Linked DNA regions of Homo sapiens: region 1 is linked to region 2. Evidence: chromatin loops called from intact Hi-C (ENCODE). Cell type or tissue: dorsolateral prefrontal cortex. All regions are shown on one strand. Each heading gives the region's core, and the rest is flanking DNA. Links, peaks and the distances in the headings are about the cores only.

Evidence for each region. A loop is a pair of places that touch in the nucleus more often than their neighbours do. Peaks named below come from ENCODE experiments on the same cell type or tissue, not always from the same donor. Only the 100,000 strongest peaks of a DNase experiment are listed, where the experiment ranks them.
Region 1: a loop joins it to region 2, with 6 times the contacts of the local background. A loop is called at or near these places in 1 of 110 quality-filtered maps.

What each region holds. Positions count from the first base shown.
Region 1 is chr7:101,963,876-101,979,215 of GRCh38, reverse strand. The region is part of intron 2 of CUX1 (cut like homeobox 1); the gene reads right to left. Among named protein-coding and RNA genes, the nearest start is that of CUX1, 150 kb to the right of the region's middle. RefSeq lists an enhancer at 1-623. In dorsolateral prefrontal cortex, for the core only: no CTCF peak of the experiment used is centred there; no DNase peak of the experiment used is centred there.
Region 2 is chr7:101,904,143-101,919,281 of GRCh38, reverse strand. CUX1 (cut like homeobox 1) reads right to left here. Exons shown (of 24, transcript NM_181552.4): 2 at 3,057-3,167. Among named protein-coding and RNA genes, the nearest start is that of CUX1, 94 kb to the right of the region's middle. In dorsolateral prefrontal cortex, for the core only: no CTCF peak of the experiment used is centred there; a DNase peak (open chromatin) is centred at 4,091; H3K4me3 peaks cover 661 bases; H3K27ac peaks cover 1,575 bases.

The DNA.
Region 1 (15,340 bases), core at 3,622-11,621, 56 kb before region 2:
CAGCATCACAGTCTAGAGCACCTCCATCTCCTGGTACTCACCTCCTGGAAGGTTTTCTGAGTGGTCAACATGTTCCCGAGAGCCTACATCTGCACTGCTTGCCCAGGATTTCTGCTTCTTGCTCATTAAATGGACACTCTTGGCTTTAAAGGTAGGGCAGGCACCAGGCGGTTAACACCAGGCAGCGCCCCTCTGGCCCCAGTAATTTGTGACCACTGGTCATTATGCTTCCCACATAGAATCCAGCCAGCCCATCAACAGATGTTTACTGTGCACCTATGATACCCCGGGCTCTGTGCCTGGGGCTGGACGTACGCCGTGAAGTGGCCTGAAAGTGCTCTCATGGGAATGGCATTCTAGGAGGGAAAGGTAGACAGAGATGGAAATGACACACCAGGCAATGTGTGACAGGAAGAGCACAAGTAGCTGGAATTCCGGGTGAGCCAGGTGGAAGAAAGTGGAAGAAGCCACGGGGCGCAGAGGAGGAGGACAGAGGCTAGGCAGGTTCAAGGGTGAAGACCGGGGCTAGAGGGGCCGTGGCCCAGCCAGTGAGGGCGACGTGGGGTCACAGAATGTGGAAGGTTGGATGGAAAGACATCAGAGGGTCTAGCAGGGAGACGGAAAGATCTGAACTGCATTCGTTAGAAATAAAACTGAGGCCGCTGGGGAAAGAGAATGGACAGAAGGCAGCCAAGAACGGAAGTGGTGGTGGGGTGGCCATGACAGTGGCTTGGGCCAAGGTGACAGCGTGTAGCTGGGAGCCCAGGTGTATCCAGGAGGAAGGACGGGCTTGCTGGTGGACCAGGCATGTCGGGGGAGAGGAGGGGGAGCCCCAGGGCACACCTAGGTTTTAGCCTGAGCAGCCCCTGGGTGGTGACGCCATTTCCCGAGGTGACAGGGGGACTGGGATTGGTGGTGCAGGCGGTGTGTGTGGGAGGGGTCAACAGTTCTCTTTTGAAGCCATGTGAAGCCGGAGATGTCTTTCCAAGTAGAGATGTTGAATATTCAGTTGAATATTTGGGTTAATATAAATATAGACGCCATCCTTCTGTGGATGGTATTTTAAGCCACGAGAGTCGATGGGATCCCCTGAGGACAGGGTCTTGTAGATATCAAAGGGCAGGTCCCCGAGACTTATGTGCCCTCTAACCTCAGGTGCAGGGCGCGAGTGGGGACCCAGCAGAGTGATGGGCAAGGTGGGCCGAACCAGGAGAGCCTGTATCTCAGACAGGGGTCAGGGAAAAAAAAAACGTTTTAAGAAGGGGAAAGTGGTCTGCTCTCAAGAGCTCAGTCACATCTCATGCTTTACTTTTCAATAATTTTCACACATTCTGCTGACCCCCCATATATAACCATGCTTAAAAAGCAAGATTGCAGCTTGAAATTCCTAGTTCTTGGCTCCTGGAAGGAGGAATCTTTTTTATTTATTTATTATTATTATTTTTTGAGCAGAGTCTCACTCTGTCACCCAGGCTAGAGTGCAGTGGTGCAATCTCGACTCACTGCAGCCTCTGCCTCCTGGGTTCAAGCGATTCTCTCAAAGGAGAATCTTTTTATGTTATTTATTTATTTTGAGCCACGGTTTCACTCTGTTGCCCAGGCTGGAGTACAGTGGCACGATCATAGCTAACCTGCAGCCTCGATCTCTTGGGCTCAAACCATTCTCTTGCATCACCCTCCCAAATAGCTGGGACTACAGGTGTGCACCATCATGCCTGGCTAAAGTTTTGATTTTTTGGTAGAGATGGGGTCTTGCTACACTGTCCAGGCTGGGGAATCCTTTTATTTAAAAATAATGGTATTTCTTCAAAGAATAGCTTCAGCTTGGACCAAACCAATTTTCCAAGACTGAACAGAGACAAGGAGGAGTGGCAGCCAATGTAGGGAATATCTGGAGCTGGAAAAAGAGCAATGTTTTAAGTAAGGGCTGGAAGGAAGTTCCTTGTGGGTTGATACATCTTCGGGAGTGGAGAGATAAAAGCGGAAATGGAAATCAGGAAGGGTGCTGGGTGCAGTGGCTCACGCCTGTAATCCTAGCACTTTGGGAGGCCGAGGCGGGAGGATCACCTGAGGTCAGGAGTTCAAGACCAGCCTGGCCAACATGGTGAAGCCCCATCTCTACTAAATATACAAAAATTAGCCGGGTGTGGTGGTACACACCTGTAATCCCAGCTACTTGGGAGGCTGAGGCAGGAGAACTGCTTGAACCTGGGAGGTGGAGATTGCAGCAAGCTGAAATCATGCCACGACACTCCAGCCTGGGTAACAAGAACGAAACTACATCTCCAAAAAAAAAAAAAAAAAAAAAAAAAAAATCAGAAAGGGAAAAGACTATTCAAATTCTAGTTACAATATCAACTAAATGGAATAAAGTCAAATTTAAATCTCGGGAAGTTGGAGCTACTTTTGTTTCCCCTGAACTGTGACAGAGCAGGACAATTGTTCAAAGAGGCACATGGAGTTTTCACACCTCCAGTATAATGAGACGCACTGGATCCACCGATGTAAATTTAGAGTTTTTCAATATGTGCAATTATGCCACCATCCAAAATGCCAAAATGCTGCCACATTCACACTCGTCATCAGATCTTTAATGGCTGCCCAAAAAAGTTATGAGAAAGAGGAGAGTGGCTGATGGGAGAAACAGTCAATTACAGCTCTCTGGAAAGCCCTCAGGCTGCCACCTCTACAAGTTTTGGCTTTTAGGGGAAGTTCATTTCAAACTCCTGCCCCCGTCTGGGTTTTTCAATCAAAAATTCCTTATGCATATTTTTGGTTCACATTTCCCATCGCTCAAAAATGATTTTTAAAATTTTCTTTTATTCAGAATATTTAAAGGAATATTGCATTGGGAAAATGAGCTATCTGCCTGGGGGAAAAAACAGATCCCTTACACTACAATACCCTACACACAAAACTGTTGTCGATTCAAAAACCAAGTGAAACACTAGAAATCTACAATTACTATAAGAGAGTACAGAAATATAGTTTATGTTTACAAAATGAATGGTAGATTTGGGAAAAATTTCTACAACATGTAAGAGAGAAATAATTAATTCATACTGTGGTTTTTTGTTTGTTTTAGAGATGGGGTCTCTCTCTGTGCCCAGGTTGGAGTGCAGTGGTGTGATCTCGGCTCACTGCAATCTTCACCTCCCAGGTTCAAGTGATTCTCCCTGCCTCAGCCTCCCAAGTAGCTGGGATTACAGGCATCCATCACAACGCCTGGCTAATTTTAGTAGAGACGGGGTTTCACCATGTTGGCCAGGCTGGTCTGGAACTCCTGACCTCAGGTGATCCACCCACCTTGGCCTCCCAAAGTGCTGGGGTTACAGGCGTGAGCAGCTGTGCCCGGCCTTAATTCATGCTCTTTAAAAGTGAGTAAGATGACGACGAGGTAAAAGACCAACCAAAATAAACAAAGGATGTCAAAAGGTAATTTACACAGGAGATACCACTGGCTAACAAACACACGGAAAGACAGCCAACCTCACTGTTGATGGACGAGTTTTGAGTTTAAGGCAATATATATTTTTTGACCAGTGGAAAATTTATCACAATGCCATTATCCAGGGTTAGTGAGGTTTGGAGGAAGAGAACACTCCCATGCCTCACTGGTGAGGAGTGACAACTGAAACAGGCATTTTCTTTTTTCTTTTAGAGACGGGGTCTCGTTCTGTCACCCAGGTTGGAGTACATGACACAATCATAGCTCACTGCAGCCTCGAACTCCTGGGCTCAAGTGATCCTCCCACCTCAGCTTCCTGAGTAGCTGGGACTACAAGCACATGCCACCATGCCTAGCTGATTAAAAAAAAAAAAATTCATTTTTTGTAGAGATAAGGAGGTCTCACTATGTTGCCCAGGCTGGTCTCAAGCTCCTCCTGCCTTAGCCTCCCAAAGTGCTGAGATTACAGGCGTGAGCCTTTTCTTTTCTCTCTCTCTCTCTCTTTTTTTTTCCTTTTGAGACAGAGTCTTGCTCTGTTGCCCAGGCTGGAGTACAGTGGCACAATCGCGACTCACTGCAACCTCCATCTCTCGGGTTCAAGGGATTCTCCTGCCTCAGCCTCCTGAGCAGCTGAGATTACAGGCACCTCCCATCACGCCCGGCTAAGTTTTGTATTTTTAGTGGGGACGATGAGGTTTTGCCATGTTGGCCAGGCTGGTCTCGAACCCCTGACCTCAGTTGATCCACCCACCTCGGCCTCCCAAAGTGCTGGGATTAGAGGTATGAGCCACCACACCTGGCTGGTGTGGGCCATTTCTGATGCCAAATTGGCAAAGAACATGGACATCTTTCTGACCCAGCAAATCCCATTCCCAGACCTCCCTCTGCCCACATGCCATGACAGCCTCCTTCCCAAAAACACTCCTGAGATGCCTTCCTCGCTCTTGTCTTTTCCATGTGTTTATTATACATACAACGCACAAATAATTCCTACTATAAAATTTAAGAAAATAGAGATGACTAAGGAATGAATGAAAGCCCCTCACGCCAAGCTGCCCGCCCCCTTCCTCAGCTGATATCACCCCTGGCTGCGCTCTTCTCTGTGATACAAAAGGCACTTTTGGAGTGAATGATACTCTCTCCAGCTGAAAAGGCCAACCTGTAATATATCTACATCTATATTTAGATTATAGAATTAGATCCCAATTTAGCTGACTTTCATCTCATAGCCTGTGATGTTTCCCAGCGCTGCCTGAATTAGATTTCCTACTAGTTAGAATTTCCTGTAAGCTAGGATTAAAAGCTCTCGTTTCCTAGTTTCTCCTTTCTATCTTAATCATTATACAGCACTTCACATTTCATAAGAACTTTTGAAAATATTAACAGGTTATTTCGCTTCCTGATAATCTATGAAAGACACAGAGAGGATAAAACTAGAGTGTGTGGTTAAGATGAGAGTGTGCCACAGTAAGACTCCAGGATGGGGACATTTTCGGCTCTGTGGCCTCAGTCATGGTCAAGTCATTTGTTCTTTTTGGGTCTGATTCTTAATTTTTAAAATGAGAATTTGATACTTGGGAGGCTGAGGTGAGAGCATTACTTGAGCCCAGGGAGGTGGACGTTGCAGTGAGATTGTGCCACCGCACTCCAGCCTGGGTGACAGAGCCAGATTCTATCTCAAAAAAAAAAAAAAGAATCTGGGCCGGGCGCAGTGGTTCACGCCTGTAATCCTAACACTTTGGGAGGCTGAGGCGAGTGGATCACGAGGTCAGGAGTTCCAGACCAGCCTGGCCAACATAGTGAAACCCCGTCTCTACTAAAAATACAAAAAATTAGCCAGGCATGGTGGCGGACACCTGTAATCCCAGCTACTCGGGAGGCTGAGGTAGGAGAATCTCTTGAACCTGGGAGGTGGAGGTTGCCGTGAGCTGAGATCATGACACTGCACTCCAGCCCAGGCGACAGTGTGAGACTCCGTCTCAAAAAAAAAAAAAAAAGAAAAAGAAAAAGAAAAAGAATCTGGGGCAAGGTGGACAGTATAGAAAGTGCCTGTCCCATATGTTCTAATTGGGACATGTCACTTTCTTTCCCTCTTCTTTCAAAATTCACTCCAATTCAGGGGTCCAGGTGGGGGCTATTAAGGGTGCTGGTGGCATTTTCCATCTGGGTGCAGGGGACACGGGTGCATTCATTTGGCGCAAATTAATTGAATGCACGCAGTATGAAGTGTACATTTTTCTATATGCATAACTTTCCCTGTATGCATGACTTCAATTTAAATGGTCAAACCAAAAAGGTAAAACTTGCTCCCTCCAGTCTCCAATTCCCCTGTCAGCAGACTGTCCTGGCGTTGCACTGGCTTGCTGCGGAGGGCTGGGGGGCAGTGGTGGAAATGAGCCTCTCATTAAAAACACGTGCCTTCTGGGAGCCGTGATGAACGTGAGTGTGAGATGAGTCCAGCTGCGGTCAGAGCCATGGGATGTGGGTCACTGTGACCCAGTGGGTCACAGGTGCTGAGCAAGGAAGGGCTGGGAGGCTCAAGCAAAATCTACAAGAAAAATCTAAAGGGGCCCAGCCTCTGCCAGGAAAAGCAGGCCTGGCTCTGCTGAAACCCCAATCACGCTCTGATGGATACCGGTACCTGGGCAAGGATACCGTGGATGGACTTGATTCTTCTCTCCTGAAATGTACGAGAAGGTGCATGCGGGGATTTCGGCTGCCTGAAAAGCAACCCTCTAAAACCCGAGTGTCATTTTTAGAATCAAAAAGGAAGGAAGGCAGTGGCTGGCTGCACTGGTCAGTAACGAGATCTGGAGCTTTTCGCCTTAAGGTCACTGTTTAAAACTCTGCCCTGGGTCAGTGGTAACAGAAAGTCACGACTCCCTCACAGGCATCAGGGTGCAACTTTGAATGCCAAGAAGGGCTGTGTCTGTTGGTTACCACGCGGCGAGCTCCCGGGACACCTCCTGACACCTACTGACAGTGTCTCTTTCTCTAGGAGTGGCCTCTCTTCCCACCCACCATGGCGGCCTGGCCTGGAGGAGGAGGCATTGGGGCCGGAGTCCTTCCCCGACAGGGAGTCTCTCTCCACCTTGGCGGCTGAACTCCAGCACACGAATACACAGGAGGTGGTGAGGGCGCGTGAATACAGCAGAAAGGGCCACCAGCAGAGACAAAAAGGAGGAGCAAAGGGCAGATGTGTCCAGTGGTCAGGGCCCTCCCCAGGTCCTCCGTGCTCCTGGCCCTCTTCAAGGCTGTTTTCGATGCGGGATCCATGACACGCTTCTCTCTCCAACAGATCCCCGCAACCTAGCCAGGTCAGATGCCGTCCGAGGAGGCAAGAAAATTCTGATCGATCTCTTTGTCCCCGAACGGTATGTGTCTAAAAAGACTAAACCAACCAGATTTAAAAGAGGGACAGAGTTCATTCTCTGGTTCTAATGACCAGTACTTTACAAGCTACATTTACTCTGTATCTGAACTCAAAACATCAGTTGATCTGGCCCGGGCACGGTGGCTCACGCCTGTAATCCCAGCACTTTGGGAGGCGGAGGCAGGCGGATCACGATGTCAGGAGATCGAGACCATCCTGGCTAACACGGTGAAACCCCGTCTCTACTAAAAATACAAAAAATTAGCTGGGCGTGGTGGCAGGCGCCTGTAGTCCCAGCGTCTTGGGAGGCTGAGGCAGGAGAATGGCGTGAACCCGGGAGGCGGAGCTTGCAGTGAGCCAAGATAGCGCCACTGCAGTCCCACCTGGGCGAAAGAGCGAGACTCTGTCTCAAAATAAATAAATAAATAAAAATAAATCAGTATCTGAAATCACCCAACTCACAAATCCAGACAGAAGTTCCTCTACCTATAGAAAGAGGTGTATCCACTCCTAAAAATGGGCCTGTAATTCTCTTGTCTTCTTTTAGACCAATGTAATGCTGCTTCTATTAAGCTGTAAGATACCTGCCAGTGGCACTTGGTTGCCAGCAACTTGTAACCGGCAATGAAACCAAGTGACTTCTTTTTACGAGGATCTTTAGGGAGAATTTTTTTTGCCAACACCAGAGGAGCTGTGCTTTCCCTCAACACATGCTTTGTTTTGAGCTTGTGGACAGCGTAAGTCACATGACTTATCTGGTTGCCCTTTTTGCATTGGTTGCTGGGAAGCTCACAATCAAGTCTGTATCTCATCTTTACAAAGTACACAGGGCCTGGGGAACTTTGGATAGTTGTCTAATTCTGGTTCTAACTGCCTTTTCCTCTCACTTTATTTACAATTTATTTTTACAATAGAGATTGGGTCTCCCTATGTTGCCCAGGCTGACCTTGAACTCCTGGGCTCCAGTGATCCTCCTGCCTTGGTCTCCCAAAGTGCTGGGATTACAGGTGTGAGCCACCATGCCCAGCCTCCTCTCACTTTCTTTCCTCTTCGTTCCCACTCACTCCCAGTCTCATGCCTTGCTTGTCATACTGTGCTAACTGTAACTTTGCAAGCCATTGGAAATCATTCTTGGAAGTGAGCAGAACACAACCAGCCAGGAGGGCAGGAATGGCATAGTGTCAAGGGCATGGCTGTAGGGTCACACCGACCCAGACTCAATATGAGCTCAACCCTTGCTGGCAGCGCCATACTGGGCAGGCCAGTGACCTCTCTGAGCCTCAGTCTCCCCAGATGGAAAATGGGGAAAGTATCTTTTTCAGGACTGTTGTCAGGATTAAATTAGTAGATACATGTGAACGTGCTCAGCTCAGTGCCTTGTTCAAAGCAGGTGCCTAAGATAAGTCACTTCCCTTTCCTTCTGCTGCAGGCAAAACTGGCAGAGATCCCACCCAAAGTCCCCAGACAACCAGGATGCCTCTACACTCCAAGGAGGTCAGTTGATCCCAGGGTCAGTTCTGATTAGAAATGGGAAGGTTCAGCCGGGTGCAGGGGCTCACGCCTGTAATCCTAGCACTTTGGGAGGCTGAGGCAGGTGGGTCAGCTGAGGTCAGGAGTTCAAGGCCAGCCTGCCCCAAATGGTAAAACCCTGTCTCTACTAAAAAGACAAAAATCAGCCGGGTATGGTCGTACGCGCCTGTAATCCCAGCTACTCGAGGGGCTGAGGCAGGAGCAATGCCTGAACCTGGGAGGCCAAGGTTGCAGTGAGCCAAGATCGTACCACTGCACTCCAGCCTGGGCGACTGAATGGGACTCCTTTTCAAAAAAGAAAGAAAGAAAAGAAAGACATGGGAAGGTCTGGGATACTCAGCAGAGGCGTGGGGAGGTCATGTCCCACTCCTCGAGCTCAGGTTCTGCAATCCTGGGGTGTGTGCAAACCTCGGTGGGGTTTGGCCAGCCCCACATGAAGCCTGTATCAGACAGTTTGTCCTTTAGGAACTGCAGGTGGGAACAGCCCCCTCCAACGCACCCCCGGGCCAAGCTAAGGAAGGGTCAGGCGGCTCTGTCTCTAAAGCACCTGGGATGGAAGGACTCAAAGTCAAGGCCAGCCGTTTCTCTATGAAAGGTCTGTTGTGAATTTCCTACCGCAGGCTTCCTGGCCACCCATCACTCAGTGCCATTCTGGGCCACTCTCTGCAACTGTCAGTCAACGTTTGCTAAGAGAATAAAGCCTAATTTGAATTTTAACAAGCACAGCAATTAGAAAGGCCGATCTGCCACAGAGAGCATCTTATCACACATTTGAAACCCAAATACAAATATTTCAGATTATGCCCTGGGAGGGAATATCCATTTTCATTTATGACATGTAAACTACAAGAGTAACTTTTTTTTTTTTTTTTTTTTTTTTTTGGTGCTAACTCCGGCAAGAAGACAAGGATGGTTTCAGAATTGAAAAAGGAAGGAGAAAGGGGACCGTGGAATCCTGATACGCGTTGGGGCAAGAGTCAAGGGCAGAGAAAGTTACTTAATTATTACTGCAGATCAGGCGCCTCTTTTTTCAAGGTACATCTTCATTTCAATGGATACATTTAAGCAGGTTCCAGAAGTATACACTGCACACATTTTCAACTAAAGATAGAAACTATGCTTAAAAAGCTAATTTGGTATTTTTAGGAGTTTGGGTTTCTTTGATCTGGCCAAAAGAGGCTTAAAATTCAGCTTCAAACTATTTTGGTCTCTGCTTCACAACTCTGAAATAACTGCTACATCTTAAGTTCCCTTCGACCGCTAAAAAGTGTGGGATTCTATCAACCTGCACGCTGGAAAGGCTGAAAGTGCAGGGCTGACTTCACATCAGAATCTTCTCTTTCATGAGGATCCTGGCTTTGTCAAAGGAGGTGAATTTCAAAATGTATGATTTGGTCACTTTTGTTTGTGACAGGGTCAGACCTTCCTAATCCAAATTCAAGGTTTTTCTCTTTACAGTACAGGAAAATCTGGGTGCCTGCTTTTTTTTTTTTTTTTTTTTTTTTGCTGTTTTTTGTTTGTTTGTTTTTTGAGACAGGGTCTTGCTCTGTCACCCAGGATGGAGTGCAGTGGCACGATCTTGGCTCAATGCATCCTGGAACTCCCAGGCTCAAGCAATCCTCCCACCTCAGCCTCCTGGGTAGCTGAAAGTACAGGTGTGCGCCACCACGCTCAGCTAATTTTTTGCATTTTTTTTTTTTGTAGAGATGAGGTTTCACCATGTTGCCCAGGCTGGTCTCAAACTCCTGGCCTCAAGTGATCCTCCTGCTTTGGCCTCCCAAAGTGCTGGGGTTACAAGTGTGAGCCACTGCACCCATCCTAGGTGCCTGTTTGTTTAACTCTCAGTACAGGGAGGTTAATGACAGCAATCAGCTCATGGCGTTTCCAGTAACAGATCAGTATCTCTGTTACTCTCACCACTAGCCCACAGCTGGCCTGACCAGACCCTTTACCAATGTGGAGAGAGGAGTTCAGGGAGCCCCGTGTCCTGCCCAAGGCCACAGAGCTGATCAGCTGCTGAGCCGGGGTCACCTTGCAGAGTCATACCTCCACAGCACAGTCCTCTCCCTACCAACTCTCCCCTGTCTCCCACCCAGGCAGCAGGGATATCCTGGAGAAGGCTGAAGAATTCTAGGCTCTTCAGGCCGGGCATGGTGGCTCATGCCTATAATCCCAGCACTTTGGGAGGCCAAAATAGGTGGATCACTTGAGGCCAGGAGTTTGAGACCAGCCTGGCCAACGTGGGAAAATTCTGTCTCTACTAAAAATACAAAAATTAGCCAGGCACGGTGGTACGCGCCTGTAACCCCAGCTACTCAGGAGGCTAAGGCAGGAGAATCACTTGAACCTGGGAGACGGAGGCTGCGGTGAGCCAAGATCGCGCCACTGCACTCCAGCCTGGGCAACAGGGCGAGACCACGTCTCAAAAATAATAATTCTAGACTCTTCTGATGCCCCTACCCCATGTGGCTTGGGACTCCCAGACACTTTAACAAAAGCAGCAGCAAGTCTGCAGAGGGTTGTCCAGGGGACCCACCTGGACCCCAGACTCAACCTCTTGACTCTTGTATTTCAACATACTTTTGATATAGGAACTCCCTCCCACCCCACAATTAACTTTTATGTGAAGATTTTTTAAAAGACAAACGATACAACCCTAGTACCAGGTGCAGTGGTTCATGCCTGTAATCCTGGCATTTTGGGAGGCCAAGGTGGGAATATCACTTGAGCCTCGGAATTGGAGACCAGCCTGGGCAATGCAGGGAGACCTCCTCTGTACAAAAATTTTAACAAATATCCAGTTGTGGTGGTGTGTACCTATAGTCCCAGCTACTTGGGAGGCTGAGGCAGGGGGAGCTGCTTGAACCCAGGAGGTTGAGGCTGCAGGCAGCTACGATCACACTACTGCATTCCAGCCCGGGCAACACAGGGAGACCCTGTCTCAAAAAAACAAAGAAAAATCCCCAAACCAAAAACCCTAGAGCATTATGATTCCCCCAAGTAACAGCACCTGTGAACAGCATCACTACAAGGACCTTACAGACGTCCTGGCCCCACTACCTCATTTTACAGATGAGGACACAGACATGGGGAGAGGAAATTACTTGTCTAGGATAAATTCTGATTATATGTTTCTGGGGACCTTTTACATATCTTTTTAGAAAGTGTGGTGCACACAACATCCCTTCCTATAGTGCAGACCATTTCAAGAATGTGGTTTAATTAAACGATTCTGCTAACAGAATGTGTGTTTGCAGTTTTTCACCATTGACGCATACATGCCCGGGCTCAGCAAGATGAGTTTATTTCTTTAAAGCAGTTGCAGGCCATTATTTGCGAAAGAATTTGCATTCAATGAACATCACACAGACAAGAAGCTTTTAAAGGCTTCTGAAACCTGCAGTTTTGAATCTTTCCCACTGGAGAAGGAATCCAAATTGTCCGCGGCTACCAGATCTAGCGCGGTGTTTCGGAAGCTGTGAAGGCTTTATTAGTCTTTGAAAAAGACACTTGGCTAAGTCACAAGTGTGGCAAATGGAAAAAGATTTCTGGCCGGGCGCGGTGGCTCACGCCTGTAATCCCAGCACTTTGGGAGGCTGAGGCGGGTGGATAGCCTGAGGTCAGGAGTTCAAGACCAGCCTGGCCAACATGGTGAAACCCCATCTCTACTAAAAATACAAAAATTACCTGGGCATAAGTGGAGGGCACCTGTAATCCCAGCTACTCAGGAGGCTGAGGCAAGAGAATCATTCAAACCCGGGAGGTGGAGGTTGCAGTAAGCCGAGATTGCGCCACTAAACTCCAGCCTGGGCAACAGAGTGAGACTCCATCTCACCAAAATAAAATAAAATAAAATAAAATAAAAAAATTCCAAATGATCCCTCTGCAAAGGAACCAAGTTATGGGGCTGGGATGGATCTGTCAAATCCCTCTTGGATGGGGGTGTCCTGGAGCTAGGCCGGCTTGTTGCAGAAGCCCCCTGCTTGTTCTATCCAGACCACTTGAGAGCTTCCCTGGCAGGTCCGCTCGGCCCAGAGGATCCCCTAGGCTGTGCACCTGATCAGAAGGGAAGTCCCACGTGTATTTTGGTGAATATAGGGAGATACAGACCGTGGGTAACGACCCTCAAGAAGCACACACCTCTGATGTTCCCTGCAGGTGGCCCTCACCTGTCGGGGCACCTGGCCCCCTGCCATGCTCTTTCTATCCTTCCCTCCACATGACCATGGGACATCCGCCACCTAGGACATTCCCACCCATCTAAAGCTCCAGCAGCCTGCAATCACCAGGCCTTCCCACTTTCCCAGAAAAATCAGAGCTGGGGTTTTGTGCAAAATACCACCTTACTACGAAAATCTCAAAGACAAGCCCACATCAAGCAAACAGTAACACCAGTCCCCATGTGCCCATCATGCGCTTTCAATGAGTATCAACTCTCGGCCAGGCTTGTTTCATTTACTGTATTAATTGTTGCAAATCTCAGATATCAAGTCATTTGATCCAGAAATATCTCAGTGTGAATTCTCTAAAAGATAAGGATCCTTTAAAAAAAAAAAAAAAAGACAGTCAAAACACTATAATCCGGGGCCTGGGTGACATGCTGAAACACCACCTCTACAAAAAATACAAAAATTAGCCAGGCATGGTGACGCGCACCTGTAGTCCCAGCTACTTGGGAGGTTGGGGCAAGAGGATCAGCTGAGCCCGGGGAGGTTGAGGCTGCAGTGAGCCCTGATGGTGCCACTGCACTCCAGCCTGGGCAACAGAGTGAGACCCTGTCCCAAAACAAAACAAAACAAACACTATTATCACTTCACAAATAATAGCAATAACGCCTCAATATCATAAAATATCCAGAAACCCACTGTTCTAATTTCTCCAGTTGTTTCAGAAACACGTTTTCTGCTGGCTTGTTTCCAACTGTAATCTAAATGAGGTCCACACATTGCCTTTAGCTATCTCTTCAACCTCTTTCAATCTCCAAGTCATCTTTTTTTTTTTTTTTTTTTTTTTTTTGAGATGGAGTCACACACTGTTGCCCAGGCTGGACTGCAGTGGTGCGATCTCGGCTCACTGCAAGCTCTGCCTCCCGGGTTCACGCCATTCTCCTGCCTCAGCCTCCCGAGTAGCTGGGACTACAGGCGCCTGCCACCACGCCCCGCTAATTTTTTTTGTATTTTTAGTAGAGACAGGGTTTCACTGTGTTAGCCAGGATGGTCTCGATCTCCTGACCTCGTGATCCGCCCACCTCGGCCTCCCAAAGTGCTGGGATTACAGGCGTGAGCCACCGCGCCTGGCCAAGTCATCATTTTTTAACGCTGGCAACAAAGTCCATTTTTCTGGAGCAGTACCGCAGTCAACCCCACTGCAGGACAGGGCCAGGCCATATGCCCTGCTGACCCTGCCCTTCCCCCACCACCATGCCCTGACTGGGAACCAAGGATGGTGGAAGGAGAACAGGTCTGGGAGGGAGACGTCATGGGCACAAAGGCCAGCTCGACCTGGGAACCTCTTTGTGGCTTGTGAGTTTCGTCTGTGATACCCACTGCTTTGCACTAGGGAGGAACAAAGGAAGGAAGCCCCCTCCCCGCCGCACAGTGCCTCGCCCACACCAAGGACCTGATCAACGTCAGCTGGATTCATTAGATTATAGTCACAAACTGCAAAGCGGTGTTAGGGAAGAGGCACGACTCATATGTTGCTGTTCGAGGAAGCATAATTCCTCATGTGCAGCTCTGCCATTTCCGAGGAGGCTCAGGGGCAAGGCACGGGAATGACTTTTCTGTCTGGCAAGAAGTAGGTTCATGGTTGTCAGGCTTGTTATAGAACAAAAGGTGTCAAAATGAAGACCACGCCTTTAATCACCATTAAACCCTACTCATTCACTCGCTCACACACACTGGTGTTGGAAAGAGAAAAGTCTCATCTGCTGCTCCCTGGAAAGGAATCAGGCTCCTGGGATCAGGTGGAGATGAGATAAGAAGCCTGTTGCACAAGCCCTCGTATTTCATTGGAGGAATGAGATATCTGCCTCTGCTCTGGTCCAAATGCAACCATCCTCCAATTAAGGCCAGCGCCAGGCAGGGTGGACAGACAGGCTGACAGCTATGGTCCCTCGAAACTCTGAAACGATAATATTCTGGTTGCTGGGGACAGTCTGAAGGTGTTGAGGTTTGCTTGCTGGATGAGAAATCAGTGCAAAACCACCCAAATCACTGGAGCCAGTACTCCCAAAGCCTGTCCAATGGAGGCGTGGTTTCTAGAGCACAGGTGGGCATTTTGTGATCAAAAAAGAATGACGGCAAAAAAGAATGAGAAACTTGAAATAAAGCAAAGCTAGCTTCCTTTCCTCTTGACTTCTTAGAATCGGGATATATTCTGCTCATCATTATACCCTCAGGGCCGATAACATCAATAACAAGGACAGCAATAATGATAGCTAAAACATACAAAATTTGGTGACGAAACCTGGGCCCAAATTCCTGCTCAGTCATTTCTTTCACCTTTTTTTTGAGATGGAGTCTCGCTCTGTTGCCCAGGCTGGAGTGCACTGTCATGATCTCAGCTCACTGCAACCTCCGCCCCCCAGGTTCAAGCAATTCTCCTGCCTCAGCCTCCTGAGAAGCTGGGACTACAGGTGCTCACCACTGCGCCAGGCTAATTTTTGTATTTTTTAGTAGAGACGTGGTTTCACCATGTTGGCAAGGCTGGTCTCGAACTCCTAACCTCAGGTGATCCACCTGCCTCGGCCTCCCAAAGCACTGGGATTACAGGCATAAGCCACTGTGCCCGGTACCGCCTTGTCATTTCTTGATGTGCCTTTGACAAGAACACCCGATCTCCCGACCTCACAGGGTTGCCGAGAAGTTGAAGTGAAATTACATAGGTAAAGGGCCTGTTAAAATATTGGCTTGCCCAGGCACAGTGGCTCATGCCTGTAATCCCAACACTTTGGGAAGGTGAGGTGGGAGGATCACTTGAGGTAAGGA
Region 2 (15,139 bases), core at 1-8,000:
AGGCCAGGCACTGAGCTGAGGCTCCACACATGTGCTATCTACACACACACGTACTGTCACAGCTCCCCCCCCACACACACACACCTGCTGTCACAGGGAACAGCAGGGAACTCCGCCTCCTGCACACCCAGCACACTCCGGCCACAGCCCCCGACTCCCACCACTGTTCTGGTCTTATGTGGTTTCAACATTTCCAGCAGGAGGGCTGGGCGCGGTGGCTCATGCCTGTAATCCCAGCACTTTGGGAGGCCGAGGTGGGCGGATCACCTGAGGTCAGGAGTTCGAGACCAGCCTGGCCAACATAGTGAAATCTACTAAAAATACAAAAATTAGCTGGGTGTGGTGGTGGCATGTGCCTGTAATCCCAGCTACTTGGGAGGCTGAAGCAGGAGAATCACTTGAACCCAGGAGGCGGAGGTTGCAGTGAGCCGAGATTGTGACACTGCACTCCAACCTGAGCGATTGGGTGGTCCTCCAACCTGAGGGCAAGACTCTGTCTCAAAAAATAAAAAAAAAGTTACCAGCAGGAAGCTCTGGCTGCTGGCACAAGTGAAGTGGGTCTCGTCTTGGACTTTCCGCGTGGGCGCCCCACAGATTTCCAGGTTGGTCCTTGGATGAGAAAGTGCATAGGGCTGGCGGGGCAGGAGCCTGCAGCCAGCTCCCCTCTCCCCACCTCCCCAGGACCGCATGCTGCAGTGAGACCCTCGTTACTACAGCCAAAGATGAGGAAGTGGGCACCACCCTCCACCCACTGGCAGTGGCGGGGTCAGGGCCAAGCAGGTGGTGACCTTCCATCATCTGCCTCCCCTTCCTGGTGGGTTCTAGCCCCTTTCTCCATGAAGACAGAGTCTAAAAATGTGTCCTGAGAAGAAATGCCCCAAGTGGCAGGTACCTACCAGGCTGCCGCCTCCCCAAGCCTCTTCCATTTATTGGGATCAGAAGGAGATAAAAACGCCAAGTTTAAGGCCAGGTGTCTTTGAGTAACTAATGTGGAATTCGACACAAGGCACGATGGAGGGATAGGGCTCAGTGCAGTACAAGCGGCATTTATCAGCAGAGCATAAGGAACGGACAGGGTGACCGAAGGGGGACACGCTCCTCCTCCACTGTCACTAGGAGTTGGGGACTTCTGAGGAACACCCAGGAAGCCAGGCCTCTTAGGAACCTCATTCTCTGGCTGAATACACTCGTGTATTTATTGTCCGTGGCCTCTGAAGGATGGCCTTGCCCCTCTAAGATTTTCTGGGTTTTTTTGTTTCTTTGTTTGTTTTTAACCACAAAACGTTTTCTTTTTTCTTTTTACCTTTTATAACAGAGATGAGTCTTGTTATGTTGCCCAGGCTGGTCTTGAACTCCTGACCTCAAGTGATTGCTTGCCTCAGCCTTCCAAAGTGTTGAAATTATAGGCGTGAGCCACTGCGCCCAGCCAAACCTCTAAGATTTTCTATGGAAACCCTCAGACATATGGTCACCGAGGAAAGGGCAGTGACAATACAGAACGGTGGGTGACCACTAGCTACAGGAACGGCACTAAGAGGAGCTAGCACGATGGATGTGGCGGGGCTTGGGCTGGGGAAACTGAGTCAAGGACAAGCGCTCAGGAAACCGGAGTTCCAGGAAAGTCTGCTCTGAAGCCGCTGGAGGCAACAGAAGAAGGACGTTCTGTCCCCAGCTCTTTTTTTCCTCCTGTTTTTACTCATGGCAAGGCTGACATGGAGAATAGGGCCCCCCACTCCCCAACACTGGCAGAGAAGGCAGAAACCCCCAAGCACCAGTGACTCCCACCTGCATTTTTGGTCTCGTGAAACATGGAGTACCCACATTTAGGGGCAGCCGAGGCAAGCAGCGGGTGTGAGATTTGAACCCTTAGCTGGCTCTGTGGCCAAAGGCTGCCTTCTTTCTACTCTGCTACCAAGCTTTCTCCTAAAATATTTATTCTGAAGACAGAAGGTTATTAATTTGTTTTCCATAATGATTCATGCCAGCAGTCCCTTGACTAGCAAGCCTCTTTTGAAACATTTTAAATGAGTCCGCTTTTAAAAATGCAATTCACATATAATTTCCCAGCAATATTATGTAAGTAAGAGAGGGGCATCTCTCCTAGAAAGGAGCTTTGCCTCCAGGCATGTTCCTATGTCTTATATGGAGGAGCCAAGAGCTACGATACGGAGAAGATTCCCCAAGCCCGGAAGCCGGGCCGAAGCTGTGGGCTGCTGCGACCCCTTCCCATACAAGGGGAAGATGTAAGAGAGGCTGGGGTCCGAGCCCGCGGGATGAGCGCCATGGGGACCAAACTGGCAGATGTCACCCGGAAAGCCATTCCCGCGACTGCTCATCTGCCTGCAACACGCTTGGATGTTTTTTTTTTTTTCTTAGTAAGCCCCTGATAGGGTTGAAGGGAAGGAAGAAGGGGCCAGGAAACGAGCAGAAAAACGCCACCCCAGCAACTCAACACTGTCCCCCGATTGCACACTCACGAGAGAAAAAACAGGAGTATATAAAAAGCACATTTCCATTGCCCTTTACGGCATATTTCAAGAAACAGAGAGGCATTTAAAAGGCCTAGCAGGCGAAATGTCTGTTTTACAAGAAGCGTTAGGCGCACTGCTATGCCCAGATGCGTGCAGCCTTCAGACACTCCGCCTGCACCAGCAACAGGGAAGCAGGCCCCGCGGACCTTCCACCCCACAGGATCCCTTATGGACTTTGGTGGCTTGCTAACTGACATGGGACAGGGTCTGGGATGAGCTCGAGGGTCTGAGACACCCACACACCTGCCCACGTGTTCTTACAGACCAAGCTTGTCCAGTATCTGCACCTGGAATTGGCTCTGACTTTCATATTTCCAGACAACCTATCAATTTCCACATCCCCACAGCCTGCAGGATGGCATGCGTTCTGCTGGAAATGGGGCTGAAGACATCTGGGGAAAGAAACGGGTTGTTTGCCGGCCGTGCGTTCATCTGATGAAAATGAAACGCTCACGGAGCGTCGCCTGAACATGCACCAGCATTCTAAGATCCCTTCAAAGCGAACACGATGGTCACGCGCCTCACCTCTGGAGTGTTCTTCTTGAACTCCCGGCTCTGTTCGATAAGCCGCTTTCTGGACTGCTCACTTTCATCCTGCCGGTTCGCCAATACCGTTGCGGTGGCATCGAGTTCTCTCTGTTGGGGAAACAGGAAAGGAAAAGTGAGATTGTAATTGCACTGTGTACTAGAGGAGGGTCCTATTTGCATTTGACCAGAACACTGGGGGAGAGACCCCAGTGGCTCTAAGGAACATCAACTCATTGGCAGAGGAGGGGCTGGAGGGTGGCGGGAAGGCAGAGAAATGAACATTATCCCCCCATCCCACGTCCGTCCCATGTGAAGTGGTTGAGAAAACCAAGCTCGTTCAACATCATGGGTCGTGCCTCAATGTGCACGCCATAAATGACTCTGTTCCCATAACAGAATACACAGAAACATCTTTCTTGCTCCAGCCACAACTATCAGGCTAATGCCCAAAGCACCCGCCTCCCCAAGTTGCTCCACGCCTCTTCTTCCCAAGGGTTCCTTCCAGCCAGCCACTCTCCTGAGCTCTAGTCCTTCTGCTGATCTATCCCCTCCTCGGGGCATTCCGTGTGGCCGTCCTTCAATGCTGTGGGCCTGGGATCTCTGAGAGTAATACTTGGTTTGTATTCATTCAACAAATGTTTATGGTGAGCTCACTCTAGGCCAAGCATCATGTTCGAGACCATTAACCTATGATTAGTTTTCAAGAGGGACCTTTAAAAGGTAAATTCCAAGAATAATTATTTCCAACCACTTTTCAGAAATGAGGCACCATTGGCAGTTATTCTCAAATCACATTACTTGCGCGGGAACGCTGAGGACCACCAGGAGTGGGTTCCCCATGAGGGACCCGCTAGGGGGCTGAGGACTCTGGGCTCTGCTCCCCGCAACAAACCGATAATCAACGCGCCAGAGAACCTGTGCCCTGGCCTCAGAAATTCTGGGAAGAGCTGCCAAGAGGATCTGTTTCCAACAAGCCTGCAGCAGATGGCCCCAGAATGGTGTTCCAGGCTGACAGCAGGCGCCCAAGGACACACTGCTGTCGCCACCAAAAGGCCTGTTTTCCTGCCGAGTCGCTTTGGCAACTAAAGACACACAGCGGCCCGTTCTGCTGGGATCCAAGGTGGCTGCTCTAGCTGGCTTCTCACGGTTGGGACCATCACCCTGAGTCCAAGCAGAGCTGAACGGCGAGAAAAATCAAAGCTGAAGATTTATCCCCACGCCTCCAAGAAGCACACTAGAGCCTCTCCTTCTCCACCCCCCACCACCCAGCTCACCAAGTCCCACAGGCTTTCCTCCTTGGCGGAAGTTAACCAGCAAACCTACACGTTACAAGTTCTTGCTGGGAAATGCTTCCTTGGTACTACTACGGGGTGGGCCATGCCGGATGGGATGAAATCATGCTGTCAACTTACAAATCATGGACAGGCCGGGCGAGGTGGCTCACGCCTGTAATCCCAGCACTTTGGGAGGCCGAGGTGGGTGGATCACCCGAGGTCAGGAGTTTGAGACCAGCCTGGCCAACATGGAGAAACCCTGTCTGTACTAAAAATACAAAAATTAGCCAGGCATGGTGGTGGGCTCCTGTAATCCCAGCTACTCAGGAGGCTGAGGCAAGAGAATCGCTTGAACCGGGGAGGCAGAGGTTGCAGTGAGCCGAGATCACGCCACTGCACTCCAGCCTGGGCATGAGTGAGGTGTCCCAAGGGAAAAAAGAAAGAAAGAAGAAAGGAAGGAAGGAAGGAAGAAGGGAAGGAAGGAAGGAAGGAGGGAAGGACGGAGGGAGGGAAGGACGGAGGGAGGGAGGGAAAGAGGGAGGGAGGGAGGGAAAGAGGGAGGGAGGGAGGGAGGGAGGGAAGGAAGGAAGGAAGGAAGAAGGAAGGAATCGTAGACACTTTAAAAAGCAGGGGAGGAAAGAAAAAAAAACAACAACGACAATAAAACAACAAACCAGGCAATGAGGGGAAGATACCACCACACCACACTCTTCTCCCCTTAGTATTTCTGGCATTCAGGCACATCTTGGGCAAACAAGTCCTAAGGAATAACGTGGGCTAGAATTCAAGAACAGATGTCAAAGCTATTGCAGAAAAAAGGGAAACACTGAACATTTTGATAGACCACATTTGAAACACATCCCAGTTAAGGGAAGGCAGGGAAAAAAAAAAAAGAGCAACCGAAACCAATGTGGTGGAACGGGGGATACAGATAAGAGAGGAGCAGTCACAGCGAAGCAGAAGGCTCTTCAAAAATATAAACAATCTGGAGGGAGGAGGGCTTTGACATCTATATTTAAGCAGCAGCAGCCGAAGTTATAAAAGGAGCCTTCGAAAGAAGGCGGGGAAGAAAGCCAATATTGAAATATGACAAAAAAGAAAAAAAAAGAGTTGATGTTTCGTTCCAATCGCACACAGACGCAGAAAACTTAGGAGAAAAACAAAAAGAACATGACTGCTTTTGGCCGGGGGTCCCTACTTCCCCCACTGCATGGAAGCCTAGCAGGGTGGGGGTGCTGGGGGCGGTTACCCAATCGGTGGGCATCTACCGATGTCTTTGAGTTGGCAGGCGCTGGAGGTATGAAGGTGGGGTCCCAGCCCCGACCCCCAACTTCTCATCTAGTGGGTCAAGTGTGGGAAACGCTGGGGAAGATGCCAGATGAGCCGGGGGTCTGTGGGCCCCCTCCGTCCCCCTCGGTCCCCACCTGCCCCTCCCTGGGCTGATCTGTCAGAGAGCCTGCCTGGTGGAGGAGGAAACTGAAACAGGTGGCCCGGTGCAAGGTGAACCCACCTTGATCCCGGGGCTGCAGAGCCAGTGCGCCTGCGGCAACTTGCTGCTGGCAGTCGGGGACTCAACGGGGGTCTGCGGCCCTCCCTTCCCCGTGCCCGCAGACATATGCAGGTCGGCATGGGAAACCCACGGGGGTCTCCAAATTTAACACCGAGCCGCCACCCGCCACCACAGAAACAGATTGGCACAGCGAGGAGGAGAGACTGAGCTGCCGCCGCCCCAGATTGGGTTGATCAGATTTAAGGCTTGAAATCTTTGACCAGGTCCCTTGGAGAAAATTTTTTTAAAAAACAACACACACACACATAAAAACCAGTACCACCAAATCCTTTCTGAAGGACGCTAAGGCGTTCTCGGGCTGTGGGAGGAGACAGCGATTAAACATAAGCCAAATACTGTTTTATTATCTACCAAGCCTGCCTATCCTCAAAGCGTCAACTACAATGACACATTAACAAGGGAATGAAATGCATCTTGGGGAGGTGGAGGTGGGGGTCCCAAATGCAGAGGCCTCGGCCCATGAGTCACGGGTCACGTGTGAGAAGGCGTATGGAGAGTCGTCACATCTGAAAGGCATTAAAAAGTCACAAAGAGCAAAAAACCTGGACCCAACCTCCTCCATGCCCAGCAATACCCTGTCGGTTTAGCCCCTCACAGATTTTCCTGTAATGTAAAAAAACACGGTGTATTGTAAGGGATATGATAATCATCAGATACATCCAAGCCAAAAAGCAAACCGCAACACAATGTTTAAAAGAATATCCATCCATATGCTCGCATAGGCTGTGATTATCTCCAGAGGGATACAGAAGAAACTTGTGACCGTGCCTGGCTCTCTCCAGAGGGGCCGGTGGGGAGAGGGACTTACTCCATAGTGTGTATCTTTGGACTGTCTTGCCATTTGGATGCATTATCTAGCTGGAAGAACTGCACTAACTATTAATTTTTACAATCCTGCTAAATGTGAACGAGTGCGTACACAAATGGTAATGCATAGTGTGGGACACGTGAGCCTCTGCGTTACGGTCTGTGTGTCCACCTGCAGGGGCAGAGGCCTGGAATCCAGAGCCTCGTGGGTCTGGTGATGCAAGAAGTGAGGCGAGTTATGTCCTTTGTCAAAACAACAGCTGTTTCTTGCACAATATGCTGCCCACTGGCCAGTCTCAGGGCGTATGGAGATAGAGGAGGAGGAGGGAGGGGGGAGGGGGAGGAAGAGGGGAGGGGGAAGAGGGGTTGGTGGTGGCGGTGGCCACTGCTGGTCACAGAAAACACCACCAAACCAAGCCAGAACTCTCCCGAGGAAGACAGAGGAGGGTATCCGCTCAGAACTATCTAGAACTCCTCTCCAGCTAGAAACACCTGCGGGCCCCTGGTCCCAGGTCCCAGGTCATGGGAAGCTGGCAGGCTAGCAGCAAACTGATGGGCTCAGAACCTGGCACTTCCAACGAGGCTGAGACAGAAACTTTACTGAGAAAATGTCTGGCAAGGAGAGGCACCAGAACGCAGAAAATGTGTTTTTATCTTTCTAAGAGATCACAGGATGACTGATGTCAGGAGGCAATGAGGACCCACATGGGTCAGGTTTCAGTCCCACCCAGCCGGCCCCTTGGCAGCCGTGTGGCCCGGTCCACCTTACACCCCCAGCACTCGCTGGACGGCAACTATTCCTCTCTCAAGTCAATGGGCCGAGCTGACCAAGAGCTTCCCAGGTGTAGACTCAGCAAGTGGGTGTCACCAACAGGAGCCCCACCCTTGCACAGAAGAGCTTCAGAGGTCAAGGCCAAGGCTCAGGTCATCCACTGGCGGGCCAAGGTCAACGCCAAGGCTCAGGTCATCCACTGGCGGGCCAAGGTCAACGCCAAGGCTCAGGTCATCCACTGGAGGGCCAAGGTCAAGGCCAAGGCTCAGGTCGTCCACAGCAGAACCAAGGCCAAGGCCACGGCTCAGGTCATCCACTGGAGGGCCAAGGCCAATTGCCAAGGCTCAGGTTGTCTACTGCAGGACCAAGGCCAAGACCAAGGCTCAGGTCATCCACGGCAGGGCCAAGGCCAAGGCCAAGGCCAAGGTTCAGGTCATCCACTGGAGGGCCAAGGCCAAGGCCAGGGCTCAGGTCGTCCACCGCAGGACCAAGGCCAAGACCAAGGCTCAGGTCATCCACGGCAGGACCAAGGCCAAGGCCAAGGCTCAGGCCATCCACTGGAGGGCCAAAGCCAAGGCTCAGATCATCCACCACAGGGCTGAGACCAAGGCCAAGGCCCAGGCCCAGGCCCAGGCAGTCCACTGCAGGGGCAGGCCAAGCCTATCACCAAGTCGGCCTGGCTGCTGCTGTCTCAGCTCAGAAACCAAGGCCTACGTGCACACAGGCATCCCTCATCCCGTGACGCTGGTGTACAGCTGGGGTGCTGTGGATAGCTGGAATCCTGTTTTCCTCACTGATTACAATTTCTGGGATGTTTTTTCTCCAATTCTGACAGCTCCTCAAAGGGCAAAGCTCCTAACATTTTAAGTTTCTCTCTGCCCCCAACTCCAGACTTTCTGCCAGGCATTTCAGATGTTATTAAAAACAAAATTAAAAAACTACCATGTAACCAGCTGTCTGCTTAACAGAAATAGTGGGAAAATTTTTTTCCCAAATAAGTATTTAAATAACACCAGAGATCCATTTGGATTTGCCCATCTTTTTTTTTTTTTTTTGAGACAGTCTTGCTCGGTCGCCCAGGCTGGGGTGCGCTGGTGTGATCTCGGCTCACTGGTTAACCTTCACCTCCAGGGTTCAAGACCCAGCCTCCTGAGAAGCTGGGATTACAGGCATGAGCCACTATGCCCAGCTAATTTTTATGTTTTTAGTAGAGAGGGGGTTTCGCCTTGTTGGCCAGACTAGTCTTGAACTCCTGGCCTCAAGCGATCTGCCCGCCTTGGCCTGCCAAAGTGCGGAATTACAGGCATAAGCCACCATGCCTGGCTTGGATTTGTTCACCTTTAAAGTGTATGTGGGCCGGGAACAGTGGATGATGCCTGTAATTCTAGCACTTTGGGAGGTCTAGGCAGGCAGATCGCTTGAGCCCAGGAGTTTGAGACCAGCCTGCCAACATGGCAAAACCCCATCTCTACAAAAAATACAAAAATTAGCTGGACACGGTGGTGGGTGCCTGTGGTTCCAGCTACTTGGGGGGCTAAGGCGGGAGGATCGTTTGAGCCCAGGAGGTCAAGGCTGCAGTGAGTCATAATCAAGCCACTGTGCTCCAGCCTGGGTGACAGAGGGAGACCCTGTCTCAAAAAGTATAATTGTCAGGAGTTCGAAACCAGCTTGGCCATCATGGTGAAACCCCATCTCTACTAAAAATACAAAAAATTAGCTGGGCATGGTGGTGTGCATCTGTAATCCCAGCTACTTGAGAGGCTGAGGCAGGAGAATCGCTTGAACTCGGGAGGCGGAGGTTGCAGTGAGCTGAGATGGTGCCACCGCACTTCAGCCTGGGCAGCAGAGCGAGACTCTGTCTCAAAAAAAAAAGTGTAATTGTCAGTTGTTTGTTTTAAAGTGGGGGTATGGGAGGCATCCCCACCATTTCCCACTGAGATTTCCAGCAAGTGCTCTCTGCAGATGCACAGGGCCAGGCTCCCACAGGGTGGGTCCTTCTAGGCCTGCAAAGGATGCCTCCTGCCCCCAGAACCTCTGGGCTGGTGGGAAAAACATACTTGGGCTGGCCACATCAGCAACACAAGTATTCTTGTTTTATTATCTCAAACTTTAATCCAAAGAGTGAGTTCATCTGATGTTTCTTGGGGGATTATCTGTCAAACTAATCAAACAGCACATCCTATATAGAAATCTTAAATGGTTTTGCTAGTGAAAAAAATAGATCACTTGTACAAAAAGGGAAAGGTCGGCCATGGTTCCTGCACAGGAAGGTCCTAAGACCATTTTATTTTTTGTTTCATTTCCAACAACAGAATCATTTCGATGAATGGAGGGTTCTCTGGCTAGAAAGGGGTGGTGGGCCTAAGCCCCACCCACCAGCCTCTTTCCATCACTTCTCCAAGTCCCCTACTGAAAACATCCCAAGACGCTTCAAACAGTGGTGTCTAAACTGGAGTCCTGGCCTCAAGCAATTTTCCCACCTCGGCCTCCCAAACCTGAACTGGACTCCTGGCCTCAAGAGATCCTCCCGCCTCGGCCTCCCAAACCTGAACTGGACTCCTGGCCTCAAGAGATCCTCCCGCCTCGGCCTCCCAAACCTGAACTGGACTCCTGGCCTCAAGAGATCCTCCCGCCTCGGCCTCCCAAACCTGAACTGGACTCCTGGCCTCAAGCGATCCTCCCGCCTCAGCCTACCAAACCTAAACTGGACTCCTGGGCTCAAGCGATCCTCTTGTCTCGGCCTCCCAAACCTGACTGGACTCCTGGCCTCAAGTGATCCTCCCACCTCAGCCTCCCTAAGTGCTGGGATTACAGCCTGGATTTGCTCATCTTTAAAGTGTATGTGGGCTGGGTGTGGTAGCTCACACCTGGACTCCAGGCCGCATCCCCATTGTAACCTGTGTGGCTGTGGTCAAATGACTTCCTTTCTCTGGACATAATCAAGATGATGCATTTCAAGTTTGTGGCACAGTAAACGCTACATCACAGTTCATTTTGTGTACTCTCACAGACACATGCTTGACCTCAGACCCGAATTCATTCTGCCACCAGCATCCCCCACCAGGCCAGGGGCTCCAGGGATGGTTCAAGTAAATCATAAGTCAACCCTGACTGCCAGGTGCAACAAGGCCGACAGGACCAGACCATGGGACAAAAACAGAGGTGGGGGGCTTAGAAAAGGGAGAAATTGAGGCCAGGCATGGTGGCTCACACCTGTAATCCCAGCACTTTGGAAGGCTGAGGTGGGTGGATCACCTGAGGTCAGGAGTTCAAAACCAGCCTGGCCAACACAGTGAAACTCTGTCTCTATTCAAAAACAAACAAACAAACAAACAAACAAACAAACAAAAAACAGGCTGGGCGCAGTGGTTCACGCCCGTAATCCCAGCACTTTGGGAGGCCGAGGCGAGCAAATCACCTGAGGTCAGGAGTTCCAGACCAGCCTGGCCAATATGGCGAAACCCTGTCTCTACTAAAAATACAAAAATCAGCCAGGCATGGTGGTGCATGCGGGAAAGTGCCATCCTGTGAGCCTGTGCTCAGTAATGGAAGTGTAAAAACACCTCCCCAGAATATGTCCATCAACAGCAATCAATCTAGTCACTGCAAATACACAGATACACATAGATGCATAGAATCTGCTTCTACCTACACAAGGTTCTGTAGAAGGTTCTACAAACATAAGATACTGGTAGTATCCATACCAGGGAGGGAAATTAAGGGGCTGGGCACTCACTTGGGGGTGGGAAAGTCTTTCATATCTACACTTGGGTACCTTTGGTATTTTAAGCACGTAAATGTAATGCCTACTCCTAAAAGTAAACGATGGTTTTTTTTTTCTTTAATAGATGGAAGTCTTGCTATGTTGTCCTGGCTGGTCTCGAATTCCTGGGCTCAGGCGATCCTCCCACCTCAGCCTCCTCAAAGTGCTGGGGTTACAGGGGTAAGCCACTGAGTCTGGCTAAACATTGATATTTTAAAATCTTATTTTTTCCCCTCCAGTAATGAGACCTAGGCTTTGAAGGGCTGACAAGGTCTTAGGACATCTCATTTGCAGAAAGTTCATTTGTTCTCTTCGTGGGCTCCATTTAAAGGAGAACCTTGTAGATTCCTAAAGTTAAAGTTCATGTTTTTGCTTATTTCATAAGTTTGTGGCCAGTGGGTGACTCACACCTGTAATCCCAGAACTTTGGGAGGCTGGAGCAGGTGGATCACCTGAGGTCAGAAGTTCGAAACCAGCCAGGCCAACATGGTGAAACCCTGTCTCTACTAAAAATACAAAAATTAGCCGGGTGTGGTGACGTACACCTGTAATCCCAGCTATTCGGGAGGCTGAGACATGAGAATCGCTTGAACCCTGGGGGCGGAGGTTGCAATGAGCCGAGATTGTGCCATTGCACTCCAGCCTGGGAAACAGAGTGAGACTCTGGTCTCAAAAAATAAAAAATAAAAATAAAAATAAATAAAATCTCATTTCTTCCCCTCTAGTAAGGAGACCTAGGCTTTGAAGGGCTGACAAAGTCCTAGGAAACCTCATTTCCAGAAAAGTGCTCCTGCGTAACGCTGCAGAAAATTCATTTTGTTCTCTTCATGGACTCCATTTAAAGGAGAATCTTGCAGAATTCCCAAAGTGAACGTTCATGTTTTCACTTATTTCATAAGTTTGAGAACCAGGTCTAACCTCATATTTCCCAAATGTTCTCAGACACTTAATCCTTCCCCATCACTTTCCCACTGACAGGCTTTGATTCACTACTGTGTCATAAAAAATCCTGAATGATGGCCACAGTGTTCTGGTACGTGATGTCAGACACGTGGGCCAGAGGGGGCATCTCGAACCAGGAAGCCAGGGTTTCCACAGAGTGAGACTGACCTCCAAAAGGGGTCCGGGAGTGGGGGGCAGCAGATGAGTGGCAAAGATGGGACAGTGGGAGGGAGAGACCCATGGAACCACCACCACCCACACTGCCCACCCACCTAAGCAGTGAGCTCCCACCCACTCCACCACCCCATACAGGCCTAGGCTCGCAATGAGGAAAAGGAGACAAAAAGCATAGTTGAAAGCAGGAAAGCTGGAGATACGGCAGCTGCTAGGAGTCAGCCTGATGCAGAGAAGGAGGCACCCTTCCTAGTCCTCAAGGGCATGCAGTGGGGGCCTAGAAAGATGACCAGGACACAGTCCTCCAGGACACGGGGCGCGCCCTGCCAAAGCCCGCCGTGAGCTTGGCGTTCCCTGCTCAAATGCCTTCTGTGGCTTCCTGGGGGCCATCGATAAGACCACCCAGGGCTCCCCAGAACCCTGACCTGGCATGCTGACGTTCCCCTAGTGTCCCCAGAGAACAGGGTCCCCTCCTTTCCCCTCGGACCTCGCCACAGGCTGTTCCTTCTGCTTGGAAACCTTTCCTTTCTCTCTTCCAAAAAATGTTCTGATGCCACTTCCCCAGCTCCCTCCCTGCTCCTCCTGCCTCACCTCATAAGAGATGGGAACCTGTGTGCCCAGCTCAGTGAGTGGCTGCGTGGCAGCTCCCCTAGTCTGGGCACAGGGTTGGTGCCGTCTCCCCATGGGCTGTGAACTCCAGCAAGGACTGTGTTTTGCTCACTATGAATTTCCCAGAACTTTGCAGGGTCCTGGGGACATCACAGGCATGTAGTCAGCGCTAGTAAATTAAAGAATAGCTGGCCACAGTGGCTCACACCTGTAATCCCAACACTTTGGAAGGCCGAGGTGGGGGGATCACTTGAGCCCAGTACTTTGAGACCAGCTTGGGCCACATAGTAACACCCTGTCTCTCCAGAAAAAAAAAAAAAAGTTAGCTGGGCATGGTGGCGCACACCTGTAGTCCCAGCTATTTGGGAGGCTGAGGTGGGAGGATCACTTCAGGCCAGAAGTTCGAGCCCAGCCTGGGCGACAGAGCAAGACCCTGTCTCATTAAAAAAATAAAAAGAAAGAAAGAAAATACTGGGCACGTGGAGAAGCAAGCGCTTGCCCAAAGACTGATTTTCTGGTTATCTGGCGGGTTAATAAGAAACACTGCGTGTTCAGGAATCTCTACACAGGGCAGCTGGCAATGCCTTCCCATCTTGGAGATTAGGGCCGAATGAACAGAAGGAAACCTCTTGGCCAGATCTCACGGCGTATGGTGGCTGTGTTTATTTATGGTGTGGTTTTCTCACCACGAGGGTGGATCTTGGTCCCCAGTACCCTGAAGAAGAGAGGATGTTCCGGGTCTAGGAGAGGAAAGAGGTGTCTACAGCATGGTGTGGAGGGAAGGGTACTGAATTTCTGATCCAAGGGACCAGCGTGAACACGGATTCCCACTGCCTGTCGGGTGAACAGAATCTGGAGTCTGTAAGATGGGCGCAACGCCACCTCCTCTGCTGTTTCCCACAACGCATACAGGGATGCAGAGCGGTCTGCTGTGGCTGTCGCTCCAGCTCCCTTGGCCCCACAGATGAGGGCAGAGAGGCAGCAATGAGTCCCAAATTGGGAGAAGAATGAGCATGCTTGGAAAACAGCTTTGTGCACCTAAACTCCTAAAATCATAGTGCTTTTCCTGGGTAGGTCACATTTTCCACCAAAATCAGAGGGCAGGAAAAGACCTGGTTCACTTCCAGTTGCCATAGTTTATACGAGACAATGTCTGGCTACTACAAAACGAGGGAGAGAGGTTCTGAGCCCCCCACCCAGAGACACAGCCTTGGGTAGGTCACCTGGCTCTCACCCTCCCCAGCTGAGTGATCCAGGCAAGTGATTTAATGTAAAATGGGGACACCCTCTGATACATACTTCATAGAGCTGCTATGAGGATTAAGTCACATAAAACGCCCAGTGCAATGAGCGTGGATGTCAGTTTCTCTTCCTCTTGCTATTCAATCTGACTCCACCTCGTATAAAGATTACGTGCCCATGTTCCTTTAATTCTCAAAATGGGGCCAGGCGCAGTGGCTCACGCCTGTAATCCCAGCACTTTGGGAGGGCAAGGCAGGGGGATCACCTGAGGTCAGGACTTTGAGACCAGCCTGGCCAACATGGTGAAACCCCATCTCTACTAAAAATACAAAAATTAGCTGGGTGTGGTGGTGGGCGCCTGCAATCTCAGCTACTTGGGAGGCTGAGGCAGGAGAATCGCTTGAACCCGGGAGGCAGAGGTTGCAGTGAGCCAAGATCACACCACTACACTCCAGCCTGGGCAACAGAGTGAGACTCTGTCTGAAAAAAAAAAAAAAAAAATTCTCAAAATGTTATTATACATTTGATATGTATCAGTATTTCTTGATTCTGAGAGATCATTTGATATTAACTCCCAATCACGGAAATTCAAGTGAAACTTACAAGCTGCGGCCTTTCCATGGAAATGCTATTCTCTTGAATCTGTTCAGCACACCCCCAGAAAATGAACAGAAGTACAGTACTGACTTAGGGTAGACAGTAGGGGTAAAAAGGGACAGAGGCGGAGACAAAATTTCTCAGTATATAAACATACAAATTTTATTTTTTTGGAGACAGGGTCTCACTGTGTTACCCAGGCTGGAGTGCAGTGATGCAATCACAGTTTACTGCAGCCTCGAACTCCTGGGCTCAAGCAATCCTCCCGCCTCAGCCATCTGAGTAGCTGGGATTACGGGCGCGTGCCACCATGTCCAGCTAATGTGTGTG